3 separate regions of the Mus musculus genome follow, and regions 2 and 3 are each linked to region 1. A link is a loop called in an ENCODE intact Hi-C map of the cell type or tissue named here. Cell type or tissue: gastrocnemius. All regions are shown on one strand. Each heading gives the region's core, and the rest is flanking DNA. Links, peaks and the distances in the headings are about the cores only.

The links. A loop is a pair of places that touch in the nucleus more often than their neighbours do. Peaks named below come from ENCODE experiments on the same cell type or tissue, not always from the same donor. Only the 100,000 strongest peaks of a DNase experiment are listed, where the experiment ranks them.
Region 2: it touches region 1 in a loop (2.7-fold over the local background); 21 of 42 quality-filtered maps call a loop at or near these places.
Region 3: a loop joins it to region 1, with 5 times the contacts of the local background. A loop is called at or near these places in 21 of 42 quality-filtered maps.

What each region holds. Positions count from the first base shown.
Region 1 is chr1:119,814,924-119,822,539 of GRCm38, forward strand. All of the region lies in intron 1 of Ptpn4 (protein tyrosine phosphatase, non-receptor type 4), which reads right to left. It also overlaps the pseudogene Gm8338. Among named protein-coding and RNA genes, the nearest start is that of Ptpn4, 18 kb to the right of the region's middle. In gastrocnemius, for the core only: a CTCF peak has its summit at 3,951 (motif pointing right); no DNase peak of the experiment used is centred there; H3K27ac peaks cover 1,164 bases.
Region 2 is chr1:119,904,006-119,911,621 of GRCm38, forward strand. It overlaps Tmem177 (transmembrane protein 177), which reads right to left. Exons shown (of 2, transcript NM_175106.4): 2 at 3,885-7,149. The coding sequence starts at 6,942. The coding sequence ends at 6,007. It overlaps Gm28209 (a long non-coding RNA gene), which reads left to right. Exons shown (of 3, transcript XR_003948701.1): 2 at 639-761. Among named protein-coding and RNA genes, the nearest start is that of Gm28209, 5.2 kb to the left of the region's middle. In gastrocnemius, for the core only: no CTCF peak of the experiment used is centred there; a DNase peak (open chromatin) is centred at 3,435; H3K27ac peaks cover 195 bases.
Region 3 is chr1:119,891,038-119,898,653 of GRCm38, forward strand. It overlaps the pseudogene Gm3551. Among named protein-coding and RNA genes, the nearest start is that of Gm28209, 7.7 kb to the right of the region's middle. In gastrocnemius, for the core only: a CTCF peak has its summit at 4,169 (motif pointing left); a DNase peak (open chromatin) is centred at 4,149.

The sequences.
Region 1 (7,616 bases), core at 1,259-6,258:
AGTTATTGGCCAAAGGAATCCATCCCATGAAAACCCCCATACAATCCAGGCTGTTGCCAAGACTCCACAAACTGATGGCAAAGCCCCATTGCTAAAGAAACCTCACAACTCTTTAAATATTGAAAAGGCTAGTTGGTGCCTACGTAAAGCCTTCATTCTCTACATTCTAGGGTCTTTTGTACAAAAAGGTACTCTATATGCTACCAAGAAAGAAACAAAAACACCAAGCCAGACACAAACCCTTTGATCTACAATGCTGCCCTGCTGACAGTATATGCCAAGCACAAAGCTTATGAGAGTAACCAATGAATGTCTGATTTGACTTAAGGCCTGCTCTACAAGATAGAAACCAGACCTGGGTCACTAAAGTCCAGAGACTAGATAGCCAAGGGACTTAGAATAAAACCAAACACTTATTCAAAAATAAACAACCAAAAAAACAAAAACAAAACAAAAAACAGCAATAAAATGATTCCTGATGACATTCGCTATACTCAGAGATCACTACCTTGCTCAGTCATCTTTAGAAAAGCTTCCTCCTCCTGCAGATGATTAACAAACAAACAAACTCACAGCTAGACAATAACAGAGAGTGAGAGACATTGCAACACTCAGCCCTAAATTGGTTATCTCTATCAAATCCCTCCCTAAGGCTCACCAAAGAAGAAGTGTAAAGTTTAAGAGCCAGAGGGAATGGATGACACCAAGAAATTAAGGTTCTCTAAATCATCATGATCAATGTTCCGATGAACTCACAGAGACAAAGGCAGCATGCTTAGGGCCTGTACAGATCTGCAGCATGTCCACCACATATATGTTACAGCTTCCAGTTTAGTTTTCTTTATGGGATTTCTGAGTGTTTCAACAAGTAGCTCTCTGATTCTTGCACCTACTCTTGAGTTCTTTTACTTCTGTTAGTTTGTCCTAACTCTGATGTGTTAGTTTTTAATCTTATTTTATTATTATCCCTTAGAAGCCAGTTTGTTTTCTAGTAAGAGACAAAAAAACATGTGACTCCAGATAAGAGGAAAATCAGGAGGAACTGGGAGGGATGGAGAGAGGGTAAATTGTAATCAGGATATATTATGTGAGGAAATCTATTCTCAATAAAAGGGAGTAAAATGTCAGAGAAGGGGAGCATTAAGCCAGCAATTGTAAAAGCTATAGAAACATCTTTCAACCACTAGATCAGAAAAGAAAGATCATGACGCTTCCTCAAAGTCCCAATTTCTAGAGAAACCATTATCTAACCATTTTAACAGATACCTAAAAAAATCCTACTAGCATAGCATGCTTGTTTTATCTAAAACCTGACTGTTACATCCTTTTATCCAAGCACTTTTTGAAAAATTATCAACAGTGATTATTCAATAACATAACAGCCAAAAGTATCAGTAACTACTAGAGTAGAAAAGAAGATGACTGAAACAAAAACAGTGCCGACTGGAGAAGGAGATATATCTACCCACAAGACTGAAAAGCTCTCTGCACACTCCTGGGAATCCAGGATGCCAGAAGGTGCAGAACTATGTTCATCTCAGTGCAAAACCAATCAGCAGGCTAAGACTAGAAGAATATATTATACTACACATAATATATTCAATATAACCAAGGGCATATATGAAAAAGTCACCGTAACCATCATATCAATGATAGTTTTATTTAGGCATATGCTTGGAACAGGGAGTGGCACTATTAGGAGGTGGGGCATTGTTGGAGTAGGTGTATCACTCTGAACAGCAGCTATAATATCCTTGTCCTAAGTGCCTGGAAGACAGTCTTTTCCTGTTTGCCTTCAGAACAACATGTAGAACTCTCAGCTCCTCCTACATCATGCTTCCCTGGATGCTGTCATGCTCCTACCTTGATGACCTCTGAACCTGTAAACCAACCCCAATTAAATGTTGTTCTTATAAGTGTTGCCTTGGTCATGGTGTCTACTCACAGCAGTAAAACCCTAACCTGGACAGGCATCAAAGTCATAGATTAATGCAAGAAAGTAAATAAGAGGAAGAAGTAAAAGTATCTTCATTTACAGATAATATGAGCTAATAAAGAGAAGCCTACACACAAAAAGGACAAATTTATCAAGGCAAAGGATACAAACTAAACTCAATAAAAATACTTGTTACACTATAACTGTAGTTTTGTTACTGTTATGAATCATAGTGTAAATACCTGATATGCAAGATATATGATATACCACCCCCAAAGGGATCAAGCCCCATAGGTTGAGAATCACAAAAAAAAAACAAAAACAAAACAAACCAAAAAATGTAGCTGAATGGTGGTGGCAGCGACCTCTTTAATCCCAGCATTTGGCAGACAGAGGCAAAGGCAGAAGCAGGTAATTTCTGTTGAGTTTAAGGTCAGCCTAGTCTGCAGACCAAGTTCCAGGAGAGCTGGGACTACACTACACAGAGAAACCATGTCTCGAAAAACCAAACTAAACCAACCAACCAAACAAACAAAAAAACCCCACAAAACAAAAATAAAATTGTAGTATTAGCTTTCGTCATTTATGATCTAATCTTTTATTCTAAATAAACATTTGGTTGGAGTTCCATTCTTTAAAAAAAAAAAAAACATATTCCCAAATTAAATAGATTTCAAAAGGAAATAGCAAGCTAGCAAAATTTCAAAAAGAAAATAAAAATACAAAGCCACTCAGTTAATTTGAGAAGAGAGAATTCTAAATTTACTTATGCCAGTATAATAATAATAATAATAATAATAATAATAATAACAATAATAACAATAAAGAGGGGATCACCAGTTATCCTCTTTGGAGTGACAGAGTCTTTAAACCCTGTGTGGCAATCCCTGATGCACCATCACAATGTCCAGGAAAGATACAGCGACCTCGAAGTCCAACTACTTCCTTAAGATCATCCAACTTTTGGATGATTAGCCAAAATGTTTCAGTGTGGGAGCAAACAATGTGGGCTCCAAGAAGATGCAACAGATCCACAGGGAAGGTTGTGGTACTAAAGGGCAAGAACACCATGATGTGCAAGGCCATGAAGGGGCGTCTGGTAAATAACCAAGCTCTGGAGAAACTGCTGCTTTATATCCAGGGTAATGTGGACTTTAAAGACCTTATCAAGATTAGTTGCTGTTGGCCAATAAGGTGCCAGCTGCTGGTGCCTTCACCCCATGTGAGGTAACTGTGCCAGCTCAGCACACTGGTTTGGGGTCTGATAACCTCTTTCTTCCAGGCTTTAGGAACCACCACTAAAATCTCTAGAGGTACCATTGATATTCTGAGTGATGTACAGCTAGCTAATAAAAACTGAGGACAAAGTAGTAGCCAGTGAAGCCTCACTGTGAACATGGAACATTTCCCCCTTCTCCTCTGGGCTGATCATCCAACAGATGTTTGACACGGCAGCCTTTACAACCTGGAAGTACTTGGCATCACAGAGCAGACTATGCATTCTCACATCCTAGAAGGTGTCCAAATGTTGCCAGTGTTTGTCTGCAGACTGATTACCTGACTTTGGCCTTAGTACCATACTCTATTGTCAATGGATACAAGTAGGTCCTGGCTTTGAGGAGACTGAGTACACCTTCCCACTTGAAAGGTCAAGGTCTTTTTGGCCAATCGATCTGCATTTGTGACTGCTGCCCTTATGGTTGCCACCACCACCACTGTTGCTGCTGCTGGCTGTTCTAACCAAGGCTGAAGCCAAGAAGAGCCAGAAATCAGGGGAGGATATGAGATTTGATCTCTTTGACTAATCCTCTCATAGCAACCAACTCAGCCAGCTTCATCTGAGAAACATAGAAATAAAAGCTTAGTTCTCTTTTAAAGGGGAGGAAGGGGAGAGGACTGAAAACCAAAGCAAGGCAAACAAAGAAAGAACCCAAAACTTAATTCTGCCTAACGTTAATACTAATTCCAAACATAAGCTTATGCAGGCCAAAGATGAGAAATTTCCACAATTGATTAAATACTGTGTTGTCCCTAGGGGGCAGCATGCTACTTTTAAAACTTCAGTACCTAAATTATGAACTTGGCATGATAGTCCAAGCCTCTAATCCCCATACTTGGGAAGTAGAAGCAGGAGAATCAGAAATGCTAGGTTCTACTGAACTATAAAACCAGCTAAAGGCCAACCTAAGCTCCATGATAGACTGTCTCAAATAAATAAATATTTAAATTAATATTCAGTACTAGTCTTAAACATAAGTTTCTGCTACACACACACACACACACACACACACACACACACACATATACTGAGCTTTAAAACTGGACCTGAAAGATATACATAGTATGCATACCTATTCAGTACTAGCCTTTAACATAACAAGTTTCTGGTACATATATCTACTGAGCTTTAACACTCGACCTGAAAGATTTTATATATATAGTATGCATACCTACTTACTGTCAACCTGTTCTTATAAATGGTCATAGAGAGATATTAACTTTATTTCTAAAGATGAAAAAAGAGGGGGCATAACCCTGACAACTTTACATGGCTAGAAAATGCAGTAGCTAGTGTTCCAGCCACTAAAGGCTGAAATCAATCTATCAGATGCCAAAGATTAATTTGTTTATTTAATCAACTAAGTAACCTGTGGTTCAAGAATTATTCAAAGCATGGCATCTCCTATAGCTCATATATTAGCTAACCAATATAAAGTACTTTAGAAATAATTTGGAGGGGTTAGGAATAAAGCTTGCCTTGCAGACAGAAGACTGGTTACTTGCTAGTATTGAAGAAAATGCCTTAATGACTTCTAAGACCATCAGAGGCTTTATATTCTATCTGATTTTCTTGGACTACTCATTCTAAGGACACTTCTCTCAAAACTCAGCTAGCATATCTCCCTCCCTCTGCCACAAGTTCATGAATAAGAGCTCCAATCTATAGCCTATGCTTGTGTCATGAGACACATAAACAAGCATGCCTGGAAAGGGTCCCTCTATTCCCCAAGCATTCTGACTCCCCAGTATTCCTAGCCCAGTAAGCATATATTATATTGTAGAAAAGTAAACAACAATCATTCCTGGGCCCTGTTACATTAGAATTCCTCACACATCGAATCTAGAAATCATAAAATGGCGATTGCTTCATGTCACTAAGTGTTGACATTGCTTTTTAGATACTAACTAGAATACTTTATTTCTATCACTTCATTCTTAAAACAGTGATAGTTCACTATTTTTATCTCTTTGCAGATGCAAAGATGTTCAACTAGCAGCCTACAGGCACCCATGGCTAAGGGTAGTTATGAATGCTACCCAACACAAACTGTAAACTTAGGTGGTGCATGGATGCCATCTAGATGACATATGGATCTGTAGGTTCATGTAACCTGAGGGCTGCTAGGGGATCCCCACCCACACTGTGCTATGCAGGCCTGTGCCCCACCATGGACTTCATGGATTTCGCAGTGGCCTAAAGTATTGCTCTTGCTGGTATTCACTAAGTTGGCAACTAGATGCAGTAGAGAACGTCCGTCCCCTTGGCTGCAGCAGTTTGCTCCAGGCCATGGCTCTCCTGGGAGGTCTTTAAAGGCAACTGCACACACAGATGTAAAAAACAAAAACGAAACTGTAAACTTACAACCTTGAGGGTTTTGTTTTTTGTTATTATTTTACATGTGTGTGAGTGTGTGTGTGTGAGTGTGTGTGTGTGAGAGTGTGTGTGTGTGTGTGTGTGAGTGTGTATGTGAGAGTGTGTGTGTGAGTGTGTGTGAGAGTGTGTGTGTGAGTGTGTGTGTGAGTGTGTGTGTGTGTGAGTGTGTGTGTGAGAGTGTGTGAGTGTGTGTGTGAGTGTGTGTGTGTGAGTGTGTGTGTGTGTGTGAGTGTGTGAGTGTGTGTGTGTGTATGTGAGAGTGTGTGTGTGAGTGTGTATGTGAGAGAGTGTGTGAGTGTGTGTGTGTGTGTGTGTGTGTGTGTGTGAGTGTGTGAGTGTGTGAGTCTTGTGCACAGTTCTCAAGCATATACTTTGAGATGAGAACACTGTTGAAAAGCTAAAAGGTTAGGCATGACAGCTAGAAGGATTAGGTGACTGGCCCAAGATTGTACAAGCAAAATTAGGAGAGGCACTTGAATACAGACCTACTTAATCACCATATCTTAATGACTTCTACTTCTGCAAGCTAAAATCATTCTTAATGTGTTTTTCTGTCACCCATGGAAGAATCTACTATTTGATCCATTGTATAATCTATTTCAACACTACTAGAAAACTGAGAACAGAAATGAAATCATTTCTATTTACATATTAAGAGGTTAGCCTAAATTGGTGGCAAACATCTTTAATCCTAGTACTTGAAAGGCAGAAGCAAGTAGATCTCTGAGTTTAAGGCCAGCCTAGAAATTAACAAGTTTCAAACCAGCCACATTAGCCAGGGTTTAACAGAGAACCTGTCTCAAAAAAAAAAAAAAAAAAAAAAAAAAGTTAAACTAAGATATAAAGAACTCACTGCTCCTATGTGTTGGAAGTTGGGGGAGGGAATTACAGGGGGCCAGCTTTTTCCTCCTGGTTAAAAACAACAAAAAAGTTCCTAAATTGACTTCCTAAGTAAGTCATTGTACAACAACAAAAAATGTTTTTGTTGCACAAATGAATGAAGGAGGCAGCAAAAACAGGGCATCCATTATACCAATTATTAGTTCTTAAAATAAATATTCTGAGCCGGGCAGTGGTGGGGCACGCCTTTGATCCCAGCACTTGGGAGGCAGAGGCAGGCGGATTTCTGAGTTCAAGGCCAGCCTGGTCTACAGAGTGAGTTCTAGGACAGTCAAGACTATACAGAGAAACCCTGTCTTGAAAATAGTAGATAGATAGATAGATAGATAGATAGATAGATAGATAGATAGATAGATAGATAGAGTTCTAGGACAGTCAAGGCTATACAGAGAAACCCTGTCTTGAAGATAGATAGATAGATAGATAGATAGATAGATAGATAGATAGATAGATAGATAGATAGATAGATAGATATTCTGAAGTTACTATGTTGTAGGAGAGCTTTAAAAGCAGCTGCAGAGGTCATTCCTTTTTAGTAACAACAAAAACATTTAGAATGCTTGGAAAGCCACTGAGATAATATCCTAAATTTTAACAAACACAGCTTCCTTGAGACAGCCACTCCATTTTTCTGAGCTATGATTTCTTCCTCTGTTAAGGGAATAGAATGAATATGACTAAACAGTTAAAATGTGGTAAATATGGCTTATGGATTTGTCTTTTAATGAGTACTGAGGACTGAATCCTGGGTCTTACATATGAACTCAAAGGCTCCAGCACAAAGAGAGATACCCTCAGCCTCAAATGGTTTTTAATGAATTTCAAGCTGTCACTTCTGGTTAATGCTTACCCACTGGACAGTCCAGGACTACATGAACTGCAAGACTACAGTATCTCTGCATAACCTAGTTCTAAAACTAAATCATTTCTAATGCCAAACTGTTTAAAAGTCTATTCTTTCAAAAACTGAATAAACAAATCTAACTGTGTAACTGGTAATACAACTACAACAAGGGAATGAAACAATCCTAGTAACTGTTAAACTTAATATTCTTAACCAGAGCTGATAAAACATTCCTGCAAGGAGGGGCCTGGAGAGATGGCTTCTAGAGGACCAGTGTCTGT
Region 2 (7,616 bases), core at 1,411-6,410, 89 kb after region 1:
AAGCTTCTGCTCTTTGCCTGCTTGCCCTCACCTTGCTAGCAAGTTCATTCCTTCATTAGCTTAGAGCCTACTGCTTTGGGATTCCAGCGTATGCTGAAGACCAGCAGAGACATTCATGGACTGAACACCTACTGGATTCTTGGACTTTTCCTTTCATGGTCAGTCATTGTTGGATTAGCTGGACCACAGCCTGTAAACTGTTAATAAATCACACACACACACACACACACACACACACACACACACACACACACACACACACTAATCATATATATATATATATATATATATATATATATATATATATATATATATATATATATATATATACCTTAAGTTCTATTACTCTAGAGGACCATGAGTAAATACTCCTACCCCCAGTGACACACTTCCTCCAGAAGGCTACACCTGAGAATATAGGGTTCATCTCATTCAAACCACCGCACAGCCACAAGTCTCTCGAGAACAGGGAACCTAAGTCTTCCTTGTTTGCTGTCAGCTGGCTTTCTAGCCGTAGTTTGTGACCTAGGAAATAGTGCTGGGTCTTTCTAGATCAATTAGCAATCAAGACACTCCCCCACAGCCATGCTTTCAGGTCAACCTAATCTAGACAATTCCATTGAAACTCTCTTCCTCAGTGAGTCTGGATTGTCAGAATTGACCAGCACATCCCCAGTGAAGTGAGCAGCCACTATTGGAACTACCGACTGAGCTTCTCCAACACACCTTCACAGCCACAATGGACTAAAAACCATCTGAAGGTATAAGCTACAATACACCTTCCTTCCTGATGCTGCTTCTACTATCAGTCTCTCTCCCGTTGATTCATTCAGCAAATGCTTTCTGAACACTGACTGTCGGGCAGGGGCAGGGGCAGGGGCAGGGGCAGGGGCAGGGGCAGGGGCAGGGGCAGGGGCAGGGGCAGGGGCAGGGGCAGGGGCAAGAGGAGCAGGAGCAGGAAAGAGGTCAGTGCTGCCTACTGCTGCTTTTCTAAGGGTACCAGGCCAGGATGAAGCCTAATCCATAAATGGATTAGGGAGATGGATCAGCCAGTGAAGTGTCTGTTATGCAAGCATGAGGACCTGAGTTTAGATGCCCAAAATTCACATAAAAAATGCTGAGCATGGGGATGGAAACATGACTCAGTAGTTAATGGCATGACCCAGAGTTGCTGCTCTTACAGAGGACCCTGGTTCAGTTCCTAGCACCTACATGGCAGTCCACAACCATTCATAACTCTAGTTCCAGAAGATCCAACATCTTCTATTGGCCTCCACAGGTACTAGACACACACATGGTGCATATACATACATGTAGGCAAACATTCATATACAATGAATAAATAAATAATTTTTTAAATGCTGAAAATGGCAGTGGGCACAGACCCAGGCAAATCCATGATATTCATTGTCCAGCCAGCCTGTCTGAGTGGAAAAGTTTCAGGTTCAGTGAGAGACCTTATCTCAAAAAGTAAAGATGAAAAGATCAGGAAAAGACAACTGACATTACTGTCCAGACTCCACAAGCATGCACACACATGTTTACTGTAGTTTGGGAAAGTCCTTTAGGGCATGGCTGCCACTCCTGATGGTTTTGTCATCTCAATAAGAGGAAACGTAAGTTGAAGAATTGACTCCATCAGATTGGCCTGTGGTCTTGTCTGTGGGGGGCATTTTTTTTTTTTTTTGAGACAGGGTTTCTCTGTGTAGCCCTGGCTGTCCTGGAACTCACTTTGTAGACCAGGCTGGCCTCAAACTCAGAAATCCGCCTGCCTCTGCCTCCGGAGTGCTGGAATTAAAGGCGTGCACCACCACAGCCCGGCCTGTGGGGAGCATTTTTTAAAACTGCTAATTAGTGAAGTGACTATGGGTTATGTCACTCTTGGATGGGTGGTCATGTGTTGTATAGGAAAGGTGACTGTGAGCCTGGAAGCAAGCCATTAACTAGCATTCCTCCACGGTCTCAGGTTCAGTTCCTGCCTTCAGCTTCCAGCCTTGATCCTGCCTTGGCTTTCCTTAATGAGGGACTGTAACCTGTAAGCCAAATACATGCATTCCTCTTCAAGCTGCTTTTGGTTAGTGTCTGGTCACAGCAAACCAGGACACCTCCCTAGTGGCCTACCATTTAATAGTAGCAGACAGACTCAAGTTTCAGTGCATGAATTTGGAGGTGACACAAATATTCAGACTGCAACAGAGTAATATGAATATTGCAGGAATCACATAAGCAAATGTATGCAAAACACATGGCACATAACAAGTGTCATGTATGGACATTGACATTCTTATGTGGGTCAGTCTTTCGGATTTAGGGAACAGGGCATGTCTTCTTGGAAGTCCTCTCTGTACGTTCAATCCAAGCTGAATTAGACCCTTTCTCCTGTGCTCCTTCACGCATCTCCTATGCTCTGGTCTCATGCGCTATCATTGAGGTGTGAGTGTAGAACTGAGAGCCACTTGAGGGCAGGAGTGAGGCCCTAGGAGCTCATATGTCTGCCTGGATGAGGGAGCAACAGTGTTAGCTGAGGTCCCTTGAGATTAGACAACCAGGCAGGAGAACATGAGGTTGAGGGCCTATGAATGACCAAGGGGGAAGAGACAGGAGAGATGGGATGTTTGTATGGGGTGGGGCACATCTTCTTTAGTCACTACATATATTTTTAATTTTTGCTTCTATACATGCTACAAGTATGTGGGTGCCCAAGGAAGTCAAAAGGTGTTGAATCAATCCCCTGGAGCCGGAGTTATTGGTGGTTGTGAGCGGCCCATTGCGAATGCTGGAAGCTGAACTTGGGTCCTCTAGAAAAGCAGCAAGTGATTTTTAATCACTGAGACATCTCTCCAGCCTTGCTACCATCTTTTAAAAAGCTTTTAAATTACATTTTAATCATTTACCTACCTACTTACTTATTTGTGTGTGTGTGTGTATGTGAGTGTGTGTCATTACACAGGTGAGGTCAGAGGACAGCTGTGTGAGTTGGTCCTGTCAGGTATGTGTGTCAGGCTGTCAGGTTTGGTGGCAAGTGACTTTAACCCAATTTTATCTTTAATCATGCTTTTTTGGGAAACTGTCTTTCAATTTACCTAGAAATCACTAAACAGGCTAGGGTGCTTGGTCAACGAGCCTCAGGAATCCACTTGTCTCTGACTCCCCAGTTAGAACCCTGGCCTTTTTTTTTTTAATGTGGGTTTTACAGATCAAACTTCAGTCCTCAGCTTACAAAGCAAACACTTTAGTGACTGAGCTATCTCCCAGCTCCAAAAAGTCCTTGTGACATCAGAGAGTACAGAGACAGCAGAATTCTCTGGAAGGTTTCCTGGGCCCGTGGGGAGGGAGTTTCAGAGCCACAGTCCCCACTGGAGGAAGCTGCTTCAGGGGGCACTGTCACCGTGCCCATGCACAGCTTTATGTGAATATGGTGACTGGATGGATCTAGGCAGTTACAGCTGCCAGGGAAATCTGCTCCCACTGCAGGTTTGAAGAGGCTTTCATGGCTTCCAGACAAAAGGTTGGCCACACCCCATGAATGCAGGGCCAGAAGCTGGGAAGCCAGAATCTGTCACCTTGAGGGTAAAGTTCAGGTCCCTTTGAATATGGTCACACACACACACACACACACACACACACACACACACACACACACACACATGCAGAGAGAGAGAGAGAGGAGAAAGAGAGAGAGAGAGAGTGCAAATTAGCTAAGACTGTGGGAGCAGGGAGCATGTAAACACATGGGAAAGTCTATGAGTGGAAACTAAGATTTCGACCAGGAGCAGGAGAGAGAAATAAGCAGCTACTTCAGGGACTAGTTTCCTCCTCTACCCAGGGCTAGCTTCCTGTATTGGTGTTTTCAGCTGTTACAAGAAAAAACTTAAGGCTGGATCTTTTTTTTTTTTTTAAGAGGTTTATTTAGCTCATAATTCTGGAGGTTCAGGAAAATATCACCTTCTTCTTCATGCTCATCTCTGGTGACACCTTGAAGAAGGTGTCATGGAAGAGGGTACAATATCGGGAAGCCATGGGGGAAGGACTTGCTCTTTGGATAGGGTTTTGGCCTAGGTCAGTCTTGCCTAGAATTCACCACTACGTAACCCATGTTAACCTCTAACCACTTCAACCTACCAAGTGTTGGGGTTCACATGTGTGAGGCACCATGGCATGTTTATTATTCTAAGACAGGGTTTCACTGTGTAGCATAGGCTGGCCTCAAACTAATAATCCTCCTGCCCAAAATGCTGCAATTCCAGATGTATACCACAGTGTGGACTCTGCACTGGTCTTGCTCTTATTCTAACAACTGTGCTTGGTATGGTGGTTCATCTGCAGCAACAGCTACTCAGAAGGCTGAGCTGGCAAGGGCAACACAGGGAGACCTCATCTCAAAAACTAAAGTAAACCAAAGCTTTAGTTACTTGTGCCTGCCAGAGCTCACTGTGCAAGGCCAACACAAATCCTTCCTGAAGATGATACCCCAAAGGGCCTCATCACCTCCCACTGGGCCCCACCTCTCAAAGGCTTCCCTACTTTCAACACTGCCACAATGGGGACACAGCTTCCATATTTAAACCCTAGCACTTGAGCAAATAAATTGAGGGGCCTGCTGCCACCATCTTGGTTCCTCGCAAGATTAAGAGTAGATAGTGTAGTGTTAGAGTGTTAAGGGCCAAGAAGATGGAGCCACGGTGTCCATACTTTTCCATGTGGGTGTTGATGTGGACTTTTGGCCCTTAGCTAGCAGCATACAGCAACAGCAGTGACTGAGGGATGTAGAGTGTTGTCAGCCTGGATGGAGAGCCATCCATCTAGTAACTACTTTATCCATCTGTCCTGGTTAGATTTGTCAACTTGACAAAGCCTACAGTCCTGAGAAGGGAAAGCCTCAACTGAAGACTGGTCTCTGTGTGTCTGTGGGGGATTATCTTCACTATTAATGGATGGATAGTAGCATCCATAGGCAGGTAGTATTGGGTTGTATAAAAAGCTAGCTGAGCAGAGACTGGGAGTTAAGAGTTACCAGAAGGCAGCATTCTTTCATCGTCCCTGACACCAGGGCTGACTTGAGTTCCTGTTCTGACTTCCCTCCAAGATGGATTGGAGGATATGATCTAGAAGTGTAAACCTCTCCTACTAGAGTTGCTTCTGGTCAGAGTATTTTTTTATCACATCTACAGAAGAGAAAGCTAGAACACCATCCACGTATCAGTCCCATATTGTATTCTGCTCTAGAGTCCCTTGTCCTCAAGAGCTCAGCCTGCCATGACCAGGGGAAAGGACCCGTGGCTGGCAGTGCACTCAACTCTAAACCACATACAAAGTCTGAGTAGAAGCCACTGGTTATCCCACCCTGCCATTCTTCAGCCTACCACAGCCACCAGAGTACCCTTCCTATGGTGTGTGGCCTTTCCTCTGAGTTACACTGGACCCAGGCTGGTATCCTTCAAGACTGCCCAGGGAAGAGAGAATTTCCAAGGAGAAGATGATGTGAATGGCCAAGTTAGGTCTAGCTCTGTGATCACAAGTCTCCTCACCTTGTCCTGCTAGGGTCTCTTGTCCAAGGATCAAGGCAAGGGATAAATTAGCTATATGCTATCTGGTAGATTAGGGCAGTTCTCCACTGCAAGAAAGAAAGGGTGGATATATCAGAAACATGTCTGGTGGTGACTCATGGTTTGACTTCCACAGTCCACTGGAATTCAGAGACCACTAGGGAAGAAAGCCCTGTTTATTTATGCTGCGTTCTACCAGGCCCTCAGGCTCACAATCTCATACAACCCTACAATCAGTCCTCCCCACTTCATAGTTGAGGTAAACAAGACTCAAGATTCATATAGGGACTCACGCTCAGCCAGAGTCTATTCATGGCGAGGACAGAGTTGAATTGTTTAACTCCAAAGACGGTCACTCTTCTGACCCTGGGCTGTGGGTGCAACCACACTAAGAGATTCATCTCAAGTTCATCACGAGGCAGTGCCTATGCAAGCCAGGACTGCCCTGTTGCCTGGATTCTCAGAAGCGGCCTGGGCTGACTGTTGCCCTCCACATCTGTTGTAGAGAGTCCCGGCGGGTGGTGTAGGGCAAATGGTTGATGCGAAACCAGTGTCTGGGGACAATGTTTCCACTTGGTGTATACAGCTTTTCTCCTTGTCTGCCCAAAAGACTGCGTAGGGCTAAGTTTCCTGACAGAATCTTCTCATAGAATTCCACTCCACCCTGGACATAGGCTGCAGACAGAGAGGCCGTGCGGCGGTCCAGCCAGCCTTCCAGGGCAAGAGTGAGAGAGTCTTTGGAAAAGGTATAGGCTACATAGCCTACCACTATTGCCACCAAGTTAAAGGCAGTTCGCAAGCTCATGGGGCCTCCGTAGAGCCCCAGGGCATGCTTGGCACCCACACTTATTGCCCATGTTCCTGCTAGGCAAGCTGGGGCTGGCAGGGTCTGTAGGGCAGCCACACCACTCTCCAGGTATACCACCTCCTTGGCCAAGGCAAACTTCTGGGCATTATGAGACATGGTCAGGGCATCTCTCAGCCTGGTGCCTGCTGGGCTTTGCCAATCCACTCTTTGCCCATGTATGATCACAGAGTGTTCAATGTTGGTCACAGGGCCACCCAGGAAGATGGCAGGGATTCCCACCACAGCCCCAGCAGGCAACCGTGGGAATCCAGCACTCACAGGCTGAAAAGTGAAGGCGGTAAAAGGCTTGTAGCAGTGACCCGAAGGGACACCTATGTCCTTTAGCACCTCTTGGAAGAGGCTCCACAGATGAGGGGAAAGAGGAGCTGGTTGGCCCTGAGGCCAGTACTGGTAGAGCCACTGGACTATGGGATCTGGGAAGAGGTGAAATGAGATTTGAACCCCAAACAGGCCTGCACAGGAACCCACCAATAGGCTTGTTCTGTGTCTCTGTATAAAGGCTGCAGCCCTCCACAGAGGACCAGCCATGAGTACTGCCTCTGCTGATAGACTGGCCAAGAAGAAGAGAAGTCAGCCGATGGTTCTGTCAGGTTGTGGGCTAAACAACCTCCGGGGCCACAATGTTCCTAACTGAAGTGACACTGCATTGTGGCTGAGAGTACGGGTTCCATCCAGAGTCCGACACCTCAGGCTTCACAGAATCAGCTTTCCCATTGGCAGCCAGGTGTAGAGCAACTGTGATGGGTAAATACAGAGAGGACATTTCAGTGTCTCACAGTGGTGGACATCCTCTGGCAATGGCTGTATTGCCATGGCTAGACACAGCACTAAGTATTCGACAGCCTCTCTCCAACCACCACTCATCCTAGAGTGACTCTCTAACTGACTTAGGATTCACATGTTTAATCACCTACTGTATGCTAGACACAGTTCTGAGAGCACTGCGTATACAGCTGTCCCTCAGTGGCTACAAGGGTTTACTTCCAGGATCCCCACAGATACCAAAAATCAAAGACCATCAGTTGCTTTATATAAATAGCATAGCATTTGCATATGAGCTCTCATAAAATATATATATATATATACCCACCTCTCACATACTTTAAGTTATCTCCATACTACTTATAATACCCACTACAACACAAGACTACATATAGAGCTAGACTACGACTAAAATGTCTGCCTGCTCAGCAGACACAGTT
Region 3 (7,616 bases), core at 1,411-6,410, 76 kb after region 1:
CCAGACAGTGTGGATCTTGCTTAAACACAGATCCTAATAAACCTATGTGATGTAGGCACCTTTGGAATATTTGAGTGCCTGTGACTATAGGCTGGCTATTAGACACTCGTAAGGAACGTATGCTGCTTGAACACAGGTATGAGGGACTTCACACATGAATTATGTAAGTGAGAAGGCATCTTTGTGTTGAGAGGCACATGCTGAAACCGTTCGGCAGAGCCAGGGTGGTTGGGAATTTTTCCCCACAAAAAATAAAAATAGACGAAGCAAGAGCGGCACCCGTTGTTGCATCTAAGTGATGGGTGTTGGGAGTTTACTGTGCTGTCTGCATGAGTCAGGATCTACCCCAGAGGAGAAACCGCCGGGAGATATTTAAAGCACACAGCCTAGGAGGCAGAATTCTGGTTACACAGTGGATGGAGACCGGAAGCCAAACAAAGAACTCAGAGTTGAGATTGTCACTGCTGGCCTGGGACTGAGGGCAGAGCCAGAAGGTGCTGCCCTGGAGCCCTGCCCTCGAGCCAGGGGTGGGGTCACTGAGTGGGTACACAAGTAGGCATTCTGGGTGTGCAGTACCTCAGTGACAGTGGGGATACTACCTATGGTGTCTGACTTCCATTTTTGCTGGTATTGCTTCTCAGGCCCCATTCCACAGCCTGCTTAATGTGTGGTGCTGGGACTCCAACCCAGGGCTTTTCGAATGTTAAACAGGCATTGTACCCACTAAGCCAGACCTCCACCCCATGCATGCCTCTTAGAGCTCTCACTCATAAAGCACTTTGCCCATGGCATCCCATTGCCTGAGGTCACCATGGAGACTCCTTACATCTCGTGGAGAGCCTTGAACAGTGCAGCTCTTGGGGCAGAGGCACTACCTTCAGCACTGTTTGACAGCAGCCAGCACTTTTAGATCAGTCAGTCCTCTCTGGCAAATAAAGCAAGGGCTGTACTGTGTCAATATGGCCTGTCAGTGAGAACCCAGAGTGAGTCAACGGCTGTTGCCCAGAGCCATCAGCTCTGAAAGCCTGGGGAGATTTGGCCTCATTTCCCACAGTGGTCCTGCTGGTGACCTACCCCAAATCCATTTTCTCAGTGTTCCTATGAATAAAACAGAGACTTTGTTCAGGTCGACAGTGTACCTACCCGGCAGCTAAAAAAGGCTTGCTTCCTTGGTACTCTTGAAGTTACCAGGGACCTTGTGATCAAGTTTAGGCCAAGGAGATACAGATGAAAGTCCTTGGGCAATGTGATCCTTCCAGAACAAAGAGGCCAGCCAGCCACAGTGGCTGCACAACTCTGTAGCCACAGGACCACGGTCCAGCCCAGGATGGGGTGTGTTCAGCTGAGTACATAATTGTTGCTCCAAGCAAACTAACAAAACAAAACAACTACCCAAACACAAATGTAATCAACGACAAGGGGGAGGAGAGGGTGGGTGTAAGGAAGTTGGCGACTGAGACCCAGCATGCCCTCTGTGGCACAGAGCAGAGGAAGCAGAGGAAGAGATGTGTGCAGAATGGATGTGGGCCAGTGGGTAGCCACCTGAGTGGAGACCATGGGGCTGGAGGGATGGCTCAGTGGTTAAGAGCATTTGTGCCTCATGGAGAGGACCCAAGTTTGCATTACAGAGTTCACCATGGGCAGTTTGCAGCTGCCTATAACTCCAGCTTCTGGGGTTTCGGTGCTGTCTTCTGGCCTGTGGACTCACATGCACCTGATCCTCTCCCCAGAAGACATATAAACATGGGAACTGGGTGTGAGAGCCTTTACTTCCAGCGCTTGGAAGGCAGAAGCAGGGAGATGACTGTGAGTTCGAGGCCAGCCTGGTCTATGGAGCAAGACTCCAAGCTAGAGATACATAGTAAGGGGGCAGGTACAGGGGACATACCCTAACGGGACTGTGGTGAGCGACTCTCTGTGGACTTCTACTCTTATAACACTAGTGCTTGTTCCTAGAATACGACATTCCCCACATCAGGCTATGTCTTGTGGCCAAGGTAATAAATAGATATATACACACACACTCACATGCACACGTGGCCAACTCTAAGCAGACTGAAGAGTCTCTGTAGCTCGGGCGGTCCCTCTGTTGGTAAAGTGCTCGCTGTGCAATCCTTGGGGAAATCTCAAACAATCTCTTGTTTAGGGGAAGTGAGAGTTTATGTTGAGCAGTTTTTGTAGCTCTCCTTAGCCCTGGGTCACATGTGGTCCACAGGCTGAGGTTGGACACACATAGTGACAGAGAGGAGCTGGGCAGAGGCAGAACACTCACCTGTCCATTCACTACCTTTCAACTGCTTACGAAGTGTCAGGGAAAAAACAGGCACAGTACAAGGCTTTTGTCTCAAAGCCCGCCTGCCTGCCTGCTCTCTTTCTCCTTCCTTCCTTCCTTCCTTCCTTCCTTCCTTCCTTCCTTCCTTCCTTCCTCCCTCCCTCCCTCCCTCCCTCCCTCCCTTCTTTAGCTCACAGCTAGAGCAGAGACTTTCCCACATCAATGTGACTTAGGGGACAGGAAGGGAAGTTCACACTTGGTGAGTCCTATAATGACCTGGACACAGGGTTAGTCACACACACACACACACACACACACACACACACACACTGAGCTCCATCTGGCATCACAGAGAACACAATGATTGTATTCGTCAGCCCATTCTATGAGTGGATAAACTGAGGAATTCAGTCAGAGAGCACAGATTCTAAGAAATGCTACCTCCTCCAGTTCTAAGCTGGGTGAGAGTCTGGCTGAGGAAAATCCAGGCCATCTGAGCTCATGTGGCCTACTTTATCTAGCTGCCTTCCTCTTCTGTATATCCCTCCCCTCCTGCCCTCCTCCTCTCCTCTTCTTATAAGATGCACCATCTCATAGATTTATGATATTATGAATCTTAAGACTACAGTTCTATGGGTATACGCACTGATGTCTAAATGGAGCAAGGGTCCAGTATGTCTCGTTTTTGCTTTTTGTCAGAGCATTTTTCCCCTTCCAGGCAAGCATTTTTAGACTGTTCCTTCCAAACACTTTCTAAATTTGAATGTGATGTCGACACTCTCCTCTCCCTCAGCCGCGTCCCTCTTCATGGAGCATCAGGCCATTCTAGACACCAGGCATGGGGCGGTACAGATGCAGAACCTAAGAGGCAAAGTCAAGGAGAGTCACATCATCCAGGGACCCACAACAGCAGACGCTGGTACCGACCCCAGCACTGAGACAGCTTTTCCTTGAGACAGGGTTTCACATATCCCAGGGGCTGCTTCCTTAAGAAGCCAAGTATGGGGCTGGAGAGATGGCTCAGCGGTTAAGAGCACTGACTGTTCTTCCACAGGTCCTGAGTTCAAATCCCAGCAACCACATGGTGGCTCACAACCATCTTTAACAGAATCTGAAGCCCTCTTCTGGTGTGTCTGAAGACAGCTACAGTGTACTCAAATACATAGAGTAAATAAATAAATCTTTAAAAAATTAAGAAACTAATATTAAATTAGCAAAAAGGAAGCCATGTGTGACCTTGGACACCTGATCCTCTCATCCCATCCCCCCACCCTCAGCCCCGTCCCCTCCAGTTCTATGACCACTGCCATGCTGGTTATGTGTCCTGGAGATGGAACCCAGGACTTTGTCATGTTGTACAAGCACTCTACCAACTGAGCCACACCCCCAGCCCCAAGACAGAGTTCTTACCAGTTAAAGAACATCACGCAACACGATGAGTCTACGATTTGTTTATTTCCATTAGTAATGGAGGACATTTGGATTGATTTCTCGGATCATGATTCTTCTTCAACATCTGTCATTTCCTGTGCCCTAACTGATGGGGTTCTCTCTATAGCTTACAGGCTTGGAGAACCTGAGAAACACCAGAGGCCAAGCCTCCCTCAGGCCAAGAGGCCTTGGAAAACCATAATGGCCGTGAAATCCTGCCGGCCTTTGCTAGATTACAGATGAGGAAGAGGCTTGGGGAGAGCAGGGGAAGACTCTGGAGGACATCGCAGGGCTGGGGCTAGGGCTGACCCTGGTGGGGGGTGGTTACACTTGCACTCCCCCTTGAGGGTTATTAATAAATGCTAGAATCTCAGCCTTCAGGCCTTCTTGCTGTCTTTCTCCACCCAGAGACTCCTGGGAGCCTGCCTGGCCCGGGGCCACGGGGAACTTGCGCCCCCTGCTGGCCAGAGGGACACCTGCATTAACCTGTGCCAGCTGGCATTCACAGATTGTCTGGATTCTGGGCACTCAGACTCTGAGAAGTCCCTCCCTGCCACAAAATCCCCATAAACCTCTGAGGTCCATTGGGTTCAGCTCGCTACAATACAGAACAGGAGTGCAACAGCGTCTGTAGCTGTTTTAAATGGACATACATAGCACAGACTTTAAAATTACATGTTGCTTGCATGTGTACACATTCATGTATGTGTATGTGTGTATGGATGCATGTTCCTGGGGTCCATCTGCTCCCACCCACAATGTTGGGGTTACAGGCACCCACAGTCATGCCTTGCTTTTTACACTGGTGCTGGGGAGGCAAACCCAGGTCCTCATGTTTGTACAAGTGTCCTTACCCACCAAACCATCTCCCCAGTTCTTCTGTGTTTTTGTTTGCATGTTTTTGTTATCTCTTTTTGTTTTTTAGAGCTCTGAACCCAGAGATTACTGACTCAGCTGGACTGGCTGGCCAGCCAGGATCAGAGATCCTTCTGTCTCACCTCCTCAGAGCTATGAATACTAGTGTCACCACAGCTGGCATTTTAAGTGGGTGCTGGGTATCCAAACTAGGTTCTTTATGCTTGTGTGGCAAACACATCACTGGTTGAGACATCTTCTGTTCCCTGGCTCAAGAACAATCTGACTCAGACTCAAGTCTTCCACCACTGCAGTGCCCAGGCCCCTGCCCTTCCCCCAGACCCATGCTACTCTCAATTTGTCTCTTGACTCTGGTGAAAAGAAAAGTTGTTCTGTTTTTTAAAAGATAAGGAGAGGGGGGATGTGTTTTGGTGGATGTGTGGTGAGGTATAGGGGAAGGGGGTGCCTCTGCGGGCCCATGCTGAGGCATCCCTTCCCCCTGAGGAACCAGCCACACGACTAGAATAGTATAGAATAGAGTTTATTCAGGGCATGGGGAGGGGAGTTGAGAGGGTAGTAGAGGCAGAGAAAGAGAGAGAGAGAGAGAGAGAGAGAGAGAGAGAGAGAGAGAGGAGAGAGAGAGGAGAGAAGAGAGAAGAGAAGCTGACTATGAGCATGTGGGGATGGGGAATGGGAAGAGGGGTAAGAGGACAGAGTCAGAGCAGGAAGGCAAGAGCAAGAGGCGAGGAGGGGACCAAGCAGCCCCTTTTATAGTAAGCCAGGCAACCTAGCTGTTGCCAGGTAACTGTGGGGCGGAGCTTAGGCAAAGTGCTAACAAAAGTAATTTTATTTTGCTCTGAATTTTACATTTCTATTTGGAGCTCCAACTTCACCAAGAAGTTGTGGCAACTTGCGTACAATTACTTCAAGTTCGCCTTTCTGAGGAATGAGGTTCTAGGGAAAAGGGGGGCAGGCAGGGGGAGAAAAATAGGTCCTATGCATGCCACATCTTGAGAGGCAAAGAGATCCCTTGAGCTCATTGGTCAGCCAGGGTAGCCAATCAGTGAGCTTCGGAGATCAGGGGGAGACCCTGTGTGACAAACAAACAAGCAAGCAGACAGACAGACAGACAGACAGACAGACAGACAGACAAGGTGGAGAGCAGAAGACATCTGACATACACCCGCAGGCCCCTATGCGCTCTATATGCACAAGGAAAAGTAGATAATACAAGCACCGTTCCATTCTAAGGCAGACCGGGTGGCGCACGATCCTCCGGGAGCTGGGTTTTCGTACAACTGTCAGCAACAGGGAAAAGAGTCTGTGAGGTCTAGCTGTAATCAGAAGCATCGCATCCCTGCTGGCTGCTTCCCATGGAAACATGTCCTGCATCCATTCTTCTCTTGATGAACAGACATCCTGGGCTGGTTCCATAACTCTGCTGTAGTGAATAGCATTGCAACAAACAAGGGTGAGCAAGGGTGAAGTCTGGTGACTTAGAGGCCGTCAGCTCTATTTCCAAGAAGGGAACAGCTCAACCATATGGCAGCTCTATTTCTTATTTGAGGAACCTCCATATTGATTTCTGTTGTGGTAAACTTGTTTATATTTCCACTAGCTATGCATAAAAGGTGCCTCTACCCCTATCCTTGCCAGCATTAGTCATGTTTTGTTTTTATTTTTGTTTTTGTTTTTTTGGTTTTTCTAGACAGGGTTTCTCTGTGTAGCTCTGGCTGTCCTGGAACTCACTCTGTAGACCAGGTTGGCCTCGAACTTGGAAATCCACCTAGGCCTTAACTTTTACCTAGGCCTTAACATCACTCACATGCTTTCTAAAAGATACCATGGAACAGCTTCATTTCACAATGAAGGCTTTTCTTTGGACTCTAGGTACGCTAATCTCCTTACTGCAAAGGAGAACAGTTTTAAAAGACTACTTCAAGGAGATATCCCCATGCCACAGGTGGTAAGGAGGAAGCAAACACATGTTCATATACATTTTTGGTACCTAAACAGAAAAGAACGGGACCAATCCTTACCAACACCAAAGTCCAGGATGCAGGAGCTATTGAAGGCATGAGCACCTGGATGGACCTGGAGCAGGACATGCTGTCTACGCAGAAAGGAGAGTCGGATGTCCTGCATTTGGTGGTGCATGGAGATGGGAGCATCCTGAGAGAGGCAAAGCATCTGAGAAAGGAAAGCCAGACCTGAACTCCAGAGTCGCTCAACTCTACATGCAATTATTCCATGGGATCATTCCTAAGAGAGCCAATTTACTCTTGTCACCACTGAACTGCTGAGGATGGCAACAAGGTACAGAGAACCAAAGGTGACATATGCTTCCTCTGATCTTGTCAGTAACCATTCTGTGATGGCCACCAGTGGAAGACACCCAACAAGACACCCCGAGCCTCCCTCCCCTTCTTGTCTAGGTTAGGGCAGCAACACAATCCTGACTGCCACTCGTACACCCCGTGGGCTGCTAGGAAGCAATGAGGCACAGAGGGATCTAAGTGTCCCAGAGACTCTAAGCCAGGCGGCGGCGCCGGCCTTTAATCCCAGCTCTCCGAAGACCGAGGCAGGCAGATCTCTGAATTTGAGGCCAGCCTGGTCTACAGAGTGAGTTACAGGTCAGCCAGGATGACACAGAGAAACTCTGTCTTGAAAAATAAAACAAAACAAGCAAAAATCAAAGAAAGAAAGCAAGGAAACAAGGAAGCATGGGAGGAAGAGTCTCTAGTAAAGAGAGTGTTTAGTAGCAGAAAGAAGCAGGCTTGCTGGAAGTCGAGGAAGGCCAGGCTGGCCTCAAATTCAGAGATCTGCCTGCCTCTGTACTGTAAGCCAGTCTCAATGAAATGTCCTTTATAAGAGTTGTCACAGTCATGGTATCTCTTCACAGCAATGAAAGCTAAACTAAGACAATGTTTGTGGGTTGCAGACTCACTGGAGAAAGTGGGCCACTGAGACTGGGCCTTGTGACCTTATGGCCTGACCCAGTTTCTGTTCATGCTCTTGTCCATGACTTCAGATGCCATGTGACCAGCTGCCTCGTGCT